2 separate regions of the Mus musculus genome follow, and region 1 is linked to region 2. The links are chromatin loops, found by intact Hi-C in ENCODE. Cell type or tissue: left cerebral cortex. All regions are shown on one strand. Region 1 holds the start of Pprc1 (peroxisome proliferative activated receptor, gamma, coactivator-related 1). Region 2 holds the start of Armh3 (armadillo-like helical domain containing 3).

Evidence for each region. Hi-C counts contacts between places; a loop is a spot of excess contacts. Peaks named below come from ENCODE experiments on the same cell type or tissue, not always from the same donor. Only the 100,000 strongest peaks of a DNase experiment are listed, where the experiment ranks them.
Region 1: it touches region 2 in a loop (7-fold over the local background); 8 of 42 quality-filtered maps call a loop at or near these places.

What each region holds. Positions count from the first base shown.
Region 1 is chr19:46,054,325-46,058,324 of GRCm38, forward strand. It overlaps Pprc1 (peroxisome proliferative activated receptor, gamma, coactivator-related 1), which reads left to right and starts at 2,215. Exons shown (of 14, transcript NM_001081214.1): 1 at 2,215-2,419. The coding sequence starts at 2,267. In left cerebral cortex, CTCF peaks have their summits at 1,869 (motif pointing right), 2,068 and 3,103; DNase peaks (open chromatin) are centred at 2,163, 2,463 and 2,765; H3K4me3 peaks cover 1,872 bases; H3K27ac peaks cover 1,522 bases.
Region 2 is chr19:45,995,946-45,999,945 of GRCm38, forward strand. It overlaps Armh3 (armadillo-like helical domain containing 3), which reads right to left and starts at 2,543. Exons shown (of 26, transcript NM_198296.2): 1 at 2,471-2,543. It overlaps 4930505N22Rik (RIKEN cDNA 4930505N22 gene), which reads left to right and starts at 2,192. Exons shown (of 2, transcript NR_152221.1): 1 at 2,192-2,774. In left cerebral cortex, CTCF peaks have their summits at 155 (motif pointing left) and 2,233; a DNase peak (open chromatin) is centred at 2,647; H3K4me3 peaks cover 1,609 bases; H3K27ac peaks cover 1,343 bases.

The DNA.
Region 1 (4,000 bases), 58 kb after region 2:
TCTGTGAGTGTGAGAGAGAGAGACAGAGAGAGACAGACAGAGAGACAGAGAGAGAGAGAGAGAGAGAACAGTCAATTTGAAGAAGTCAGTTCTTTTCTTTCTTTTTACCTTGTAGGTTGCAGAGAAAGAATTCAGGCCCTTGGGTTCTTCTATGGGTTAAGCTATCTGATGGGCTCATGGTCTTGAATATACTCACAATCCTCTTGCCACCTCCACCCCCATGCAGTGTTCCAGTCATGTGCCACCAGACCTAGCTTGCTATGTATTTTGATATGTGTGTGCTTTTTATTTGTTTGGAGGCCAGAAGTAGATGTTGAATCTCTTTTAGTAGTTCTACCTTACTATTTTTTTTGTAGGTATAAATGTTTTACCTTTATGAAGTGCTTGTGAAGGACTGAAGAGGGTGGCAGATGCCCTGAAACTGGAGCTAGGGATGGTTGGGTGCAGCTAGTGTTCTCAACTGCTGAGCCATCTCTCCAGCCCCCAGTTTTGGACTATTTCAAATAATTTGGGTTCTTTTTTTTTTTTTTTCCAGGGCTGGAGATATGGCTCAGCAGTTAAGAGCTCTGACTGCTCTTCCAGAGGTTTTGAGTTCAACTCCCAGCAACCACATAGTGGCTCACAACCATCTGTAATGGGATCCAATGCCCTCTTCTGGTGTGTCTGAAGACAGTGGCAGTATATTCACATACATAAAATAAATAAATCTTAAAAAAATTTTTTTTGACCTATAGGTTTATTGACTTTGTGTTTATGGGTTTGCAAGGGTGGGTGCACACGTGTGGATGCCCAAAGGCATCTTTAGAGAGTCAGTTTTCAACCCTTGCACCACATCTTTTTTTTTTTTTATAAGATTTATTATTTATTTGTTATATGTAAGTACACTGTAGCTGTCTTCAGACACCTCGGAAGAGGGCATCAGATATTATAGATGGTTGTGAGCCACCATGTGTTTCCTGGGATTTGAACTCAGGACCTTTGGAAGAGCAGTCAGTGTTCTTAACTGCTGAGCCATCTCTCCAGCCCCGCACCACATCTTCTAATGGACTTTGGGAATGTAATTCAGGCTTGGTGGCAAAGTTCCTTTAGCTGCTGAGCTATCTCATTGGCAATCAAATGTATCAAATATATGTGTATGCCATGCATACGTAAATAACCCTCCCCCCACCCCCAAAGAAAATCTGATCTAAAGATCACCTGGAGCTGGAGTTATTGGTGTTCGTGAGCTACCTGACAAGGGATGCTAGATACTCTGAGAGAACAAGTAATCGCAATTACTGAGCATTCTCTCTAACCCCCTCCAATAATCTAAGGTTTCGTAATAATAAGTGTTGCTTTAAAAAACTGAAAATATGACGAATGAATGAACATTAGAAATAGGAATGAAGTGTAAAAATACAGAAAAGGATCGTGGTTGGCTGGGATAATCAGAAAAGCTTTCCTACATTAAATATGACTTGAAGGCTATTTTGAGGTTAGAAGTTCCATGCAGAGAAACAAAGGGAAGGAGAACACTTTTTGTTTGGTTGTTTGGCTTGGTTTGTTTTTCAAGACAGGGTTTCTCTGTGTAGCTCTGGCTGTCCTGGAACTCTCTCTGCAGACCAGGCTGTCCTGGAACTCAGAGATCTGCCGCCTCTGCCTCCCAAGTGCTGGGATTAAAGGAGTGCGCCGCCACTGTTCGGTGAAGAACACTTGAAGGATGGCAAGGAATTCTGGAGTAAAGAAGTTTGATAGAGAGAAACCAACCTAGTTTTCTGAGTAACTGTAGCGAAAGAATGGAAGATGCGGTATTTTTATAGAAACATTTGCACTAGTGCTGCAGTATGAGATTAGCTGAGGGTTAGTGTCTAGACTGGGAGTATCCACTTGGGGGTGCTGCTTGAAAACAGCGGTCGACTTGAAGTAAGGTGGAAGGAAAGTACAGGAGGAAGAACATCAAACAAAGAGGTCTAACATCTGGGCAATTTAACAAAAAATAAAGTGATATTTTCCTTACTACTGCGTACTCAGCAGCTTGGTCAAAAGTGAGCCCTACAATACGCATACAGCACTACCCGCTAATCTTCCTTCATAGACTACAATTCCCAGAAATCCTCGAGGGAGGTCAGGGCCTTTATCTTTTTCCAGGTTGCAAAGTGGTTCGCTGCATGGTCTTCTGGGATTCGTAGTCTTGCAGTGTCCTTCGGGAGATGTAGTTCCTTTCCCACAATCGGCTGGGCGAGGCGGCGCCGGCGATCAGAGCAGCGCTGGGTGTTCAGGGGCCAAGATGGCGGCGCGCCGGGGACGGAGAGACCGAGTCGCGCCGCCTCCGACTGGGGGCCCGGGTCCTGACCCTGGCGGTGGAGTGCGTGGCGGCAGTTGGGCGAGTCGAAGCCAAGCGCCGTATGGGACCGGGGGCTCCGTGAGCGCCGCGGAGCAGGTGAGAGGGTGGCCGGCGGCCCGCGGCTGGCAGCAAAGCGGCGTGTGCCGGGCGGTGACACGTGGACGCCACAGGAAAGGGAGGAAGCACTTGCGTGCCGATGCTGCGGGAGTTGGGTAGGGCTGAAAAGACCGAAGTTGTCTGCGGAGGGTATGGCAGCAGAGCCAGGGACCCTGCGGCGATTCCTGGGCACGCCAGAGGGACAGTGTCGGGCGTCAGAAAGGTGGCCCTAGATGGGGCGTCAGGGACTCGGGATTGGAGTTGAAGGCTAAGACTTCTTCCTAAGGATGCCGGAGGAGCTTCACCAGCTTGGCGCCGTAGTTCCTTTTTCGGAGCACGTGGGGTGTGGGGGGGACGATTTCCCGGGAGAACTTGTCTGCCTCCCCCTCCCCCTAGGCGGCGCGGGCGCCCACGTGGGTAGGGCTCGCCGGCGGGGGCGGGGGGAGCTCGGGGCGCGGGTCCACGTGGGGGCGGGGAAGGGATGTCCACGTGGCTCCTGTCCCAGGCTGTCGGGCATCTAGTATCCGCGCCGGAGTTGCACTGCCGGGAACTGGGTGTGTCTCAGCCGCTCCCGCCATCTCTAAAGCCTGTGCTGGGACCTCTGGTCTGGAGGGAGGTAGGGACTGCTGGAGGCAACTTTGCTCAGAGCCTTAGGAGTTTTTTCTCTCTCGCCTGCGTCTACAACGCCTTCTGTCGGTAGATGGTGGACTTTCCAGATGTTCTCAAAGTCGGCTTCCTAGAAATGTCAGGGTGTGAGGCGAGGATTAGAGGATTTGAGACTAAAGGGCTGTGGAGAAAGGAGTTCGTGGAGGCTTCTGTCTGACCGTCTTGGAGTGAGTTGTGTGTCATAGACATTGGCGGTTTGGTTGCCTGCAGTCCTTCATATGTGTGGTTCAAGGGTCATGGGAGTGTCAACTAACCTGTGACTAGTTTAATTTTTCCCCTCATTTTGTTTCTAGCATCTTTTTTGGGGAGGAGATAGTTAAGGCGTGCTTGGGTGAATTCTCAGCTACAGCTTCGGGAATTGTGTCTGTGTGAGGCTTTTTGGAGTTTTTCATGGAGATAGGAAAAAGTGAGAGGTGGTTTGAGAACTATTGAATATATGTAGTTGAACATTTAATGGGTCAGGAAAAATGTTTTGTGCTGGGCTTCCGAAAATGCTCAAATCAGGTTTGCAGTGAAGTGAGCAGGAATTAGTTGTCTTTTTGACAGCAACCCCATACGAGGTTTGATTGCAGGCTTCCCAGTAATACTAGGTCCAGCAAAACAGCCTAGGGGGGAATGACTTTTGGGGCATGCTCTGGGATCAACCATCCTTTTTCCTCCAACTTTTTACAACATCTGTGGTCAGCACTGTTCATCATCTGGGAGAGACAGTAGGGGTCCAAGATCCAGCAACAGTAGAAGTTACATGGTCTGTCAACTCAGTATTTATCAGGGTGTCATATTTAAGTACTGATGTTGCTAAACCACACAGATGTGATCCTTGCAGTATCCTAAGTTTAACTCAGGAGAGACATAATAAATAGTGGTGGGTAAAGCTGAAGGAAAGTGCAGGTTAGTTTGGAGTATGTAGTCATC
Region 2 (4,000 bases):
AAACTGACCCTAGGGCCTGGAGAGATGGCTCAGTGGTTAAGAGCATGAACTGCTCTTCCAGAGGTGTTGAGTTCAATTCCCAGCAACCACATGGTGGCTCACAACCATCTGTAATGAGATCTGGTGCCCTCTTCTGGTGTGTGTCAGAAGACAGCTACAATGGTATAAAAATAAATAAATCTTAAAAAAAATATTTCACTTTTGATGCATGTTCCAAGTAGTTGAGATGCTGAGGCAGGAGGATCACTGTAAGTTCAAGGCTGGCCTAAGCTATACTGCAAGACCCTGTCTCGGTCACATGAATGTTCAAGACTTGTATGATGAAATATTCGCCATTCAGTAATCACAGTTAGATGAATCACCATCCTCTATGAGCTGTGTAAAACAAAGCAAAGATTTTTTTGGATATTATTTTTCTTCCTCTAACTAAACTTTTAAACTACTGTCCATAGGAATGTGTATGGGAAATTTTATTGGTTATCTTAGAAAATAGTTATGCTGTAATATTAATTTGCTACTTGATATCGGCCTTGAAGTTGGACTTGAATACTGTGAAATTAAAAAATAAAATGGGAACTGCAGGGAAAAAAAAAAAAACCCTGACTTTAAGCTAAGTGTCCGTCTCAAGTCAGTGTTCAATGAGTGCTGAAGCAACATTTACCCTCACATCCCTGAATCCATTTGTTATTTGGTCACATTTTCCTAGTTTTATGGATCCCTAAACTGTGCTGTGTGAAACCCCAAATTCTGGGTTGGTTTCTGTTATTATTTTTCCTGATTTTTTTAATGTTGTTGTGTTTTTTTAAAGATTTATTTATATGAGTATACTGTAGCTGTAGGTGTCTTCAGACACAGCAGAAGAGGGAATCGGATCCCATTCCAGATGGTTGTGAGCCACCATGTGGTCGCTGGGAATTGAACTCAGCACCTCTAGAAGAGCAGTCAGTGCTCTTAACCACTGAACCATCTCTCCAACCCCATGCTATTGTTTTTTAATATGTGTGTCTGTGTGTGGATGTGTGTTTGAGTGCAAGTACCCACAGAAGCCAGTTACAGGTACCTGTGAGCCAGGAGCTAGCTAGTGTGGGAGCTGGAAGCCATATTTGGATCTTCTGAAAAAGCAGGAAGTGCTCTTAAACCTCTGAGCCACCTCCGCATCCCAGATTCTGGGTTCTAAGTTGTTATCCAGGGTTTGTTTTCATTTTTGGTGGGTTTTGGTTTTAGTTTTTTGGGTTTTGTTTTTATTGTGTGTGTGTGTGTGTGTGTGTGTGAGCCCGCGCTAAGCTGTTCAGGCTGGCCTTGAACTCAATGTGTATTTCAGGCAGGTCTAAGTTGGAGGCCAGTTTGGTCTACAAAGAGAGTTAACAGCAAGGGCTACACAGAGAAACCCTGTCTTGGGAGGCAAAAAAATGTAAACATGACAAGGTACAATGACTGTCATAATAAGAACACATTAAAGGCTTGCTAATTCATTAAGAAAAGAATGACTTCCTTAACTATTGGAAGAGAAGTTATCAAAACCTTTCTTAGATCTGCTATCTTGAAAGCGTTTCCATGGAAACGACCATACATACAACATTCAGTCAAAAACATACCAAAGAAGATTTCAAGTCACTCTGTCCTAAATCATGGGCAGGAGATAAGCCTAGCTTGGTGAGGTACACTGAAATCACAGCATTTGGGAGGGAGAATCAGAAGGATCGCTACAAGTTCGAGGTTAGCCTGGTCTACATAGCTAGTTCTGAACCGGCCAGGGGCCCTAAGGCTACACATATGATGGCTCTAACACTAGCCATGTTTAAACACCATGCTTGCCCTATTTTCAAGGAAAATGCACTTAAGTTTAAAACTTTTTCTAGAAAGAAAAGTTGGGGAGGTTCCGATAGTCCCGCAACATTTTATTAGGACATGGCTGAAGTATATCCACTGTCCCATTAGCCAGGGACAACTTCCCCAGTGACTATCATTCTTCACCGTACGAGGGAAGGGGTGGGTTTCCTGGCTGGCACACACTCCTCGCATGAAAGCGCAGTGGGTTTATTAACTCTGCAAAAAGTGGGTGCTAAAAACGGAAGAGCGCAGGACCCGGCATCTGAACACTTCACGGGGACCGGCCACCTCCCGTCCGAGGCGCAGCTTTCCACCAGGAGCCGACCGGCTCGGGGTCAGCCCCGCGCTGGGGTCAAAGGTCAGCGCCTCGGCGTCCCCGAGGCCCCAGCGGGACCTCCGAGAGGCCGGACCCAGCCGGTAGCGGGCGATCGAAGGCAGCGAGGCGGACTCTGAGGTCCCAGGCCCGACCCTCCCACAGCAAGCGGCCCCAGCAACCGCAGCCCTCCCCTTGCTCTGTCACCCGTGTCGCCGCGGCACACTCAGGCCCCGCCCCCAGGGCCGCCTCTGCGTCCAGGCCTAGTAGGGCGGACCCGCAGAGGTCGGCCAGGTTCGAGGACCCGGCAGGGCCCGCGCCGCTTACCGAGCCCCCGGCTTCTCTAGCACCCTAGCAGCTCGCAGGCCTGCTCGCTCCCGACTCCGGCGACGCCGCCACTGCTCCGGAATCACGGGCGCGTTCCCGACCTCCCGACACTTTTCCCCCAGGCCGCCGCTCCCCGCCGGGTCCTAAAACCCTCCGCTCTTCAGGTTCTTTCACGCCCTCTTCCTGAAGCGGGTTCAGACCACGATTCCCAGCAAGCATCGCAAAAACTACAACTCCCAACAGACACCGCGAGAGAACTAGCCCTTCACCTGAAGTCACTGGCTTTAAATCGGCTCTAGTAGAGGTTTGTTGTTGTTGCTGTTTTCGTTATTTTAAATTCTGACCAGCCTACAACCCAATCTTATGGAGGTATTTTCTCATTTGGGGTCCCCTTCTCTCGGATGATTATTCCTGTATCAAGCTGACAAAAAATTATCCAGCACAGGTGAGAGCGAGGAGCTGCAGTCTAGAAGAATATACATAGCCATGCACGATGTGTCACGTCTGTTAATCCCAACCCTTGGGAACCAGAGATAGGAGGATGAGAGGTTCAAGATTAGCTCCATCTTTATAGCAAATTCAAGGGCAGCCTGTGCAACAAGAAACCTTGTCTTTTTTTTTTTTTTTTTTTTTAGGTTTTCCGAGAAAAAGTCTGTGTAGCCCTGGCTGTCCTGAAACTTGCTCTGTAGACCAAGCTGGCCTCAAACTCAGAGATCCACCGGAGAGAGACAGAGAGATACAGTCACAGAGACACACTGGAGATATGGCTTAGCAATTAAGAACACTGGCTATTTTCACAGAGGTCCCAGGTTCAATTCCCAGCACTCAGAACTGTCTGTTACTCCCATATTCCTGTAACTCCCATCTTTCTCTGGCCTCTATGGGCACCAGGCACACACAAAGTACACATAGATAAAGGCAGAGCATCCATACACATTAAAAAAAAAAAAACAAGGGGAGAGAAAGAGAAGGAAATGGAAGAGAGGGAGAAAGGGGAGGGAGGAAGGAGCCATGCCTTGAATAATCGGGGTAAATGATTTGTATTTAGTCATTAGGTGCAGTTTCCAAAGGCTCTAACTCTTGGTCAAGAGATGCAAGGGTAGCCAGGCAGCAATGCTGCATGACTTTAATCCCAGCACCCTGAAGGCAGAAGTAGGCAGATCTCTGGGAGTTCTAGACCAACCTGATCTACAGGGCAAGTCCCAGGGCAGCCAGGATTATGCAGAGAAACCTTGTCTTAAAAGCAAACAAACAAAAAGATGGGAAGAGACCTATAGCAACAAAAGGCCCCTGGAGAAAAAACTGTTTTAGGCAGGAAGATGATATTAAGGGCACATTAGGATCAAAATGCCTGATAGATGTCCAGACAGAAATATCTAGCAGACTGCTAGATGCCGTTTATTGGTACTCAGCCCAGCTATTAGACTGTAGCTAAATTATACCTTAGAGCCATTGGCTTGGAAGTAACGGCTCAAGCCAAGAAAAAGAGGATGGCTTAGGAATGGGAAGAAGATGAGCCGAAGGCAAGGC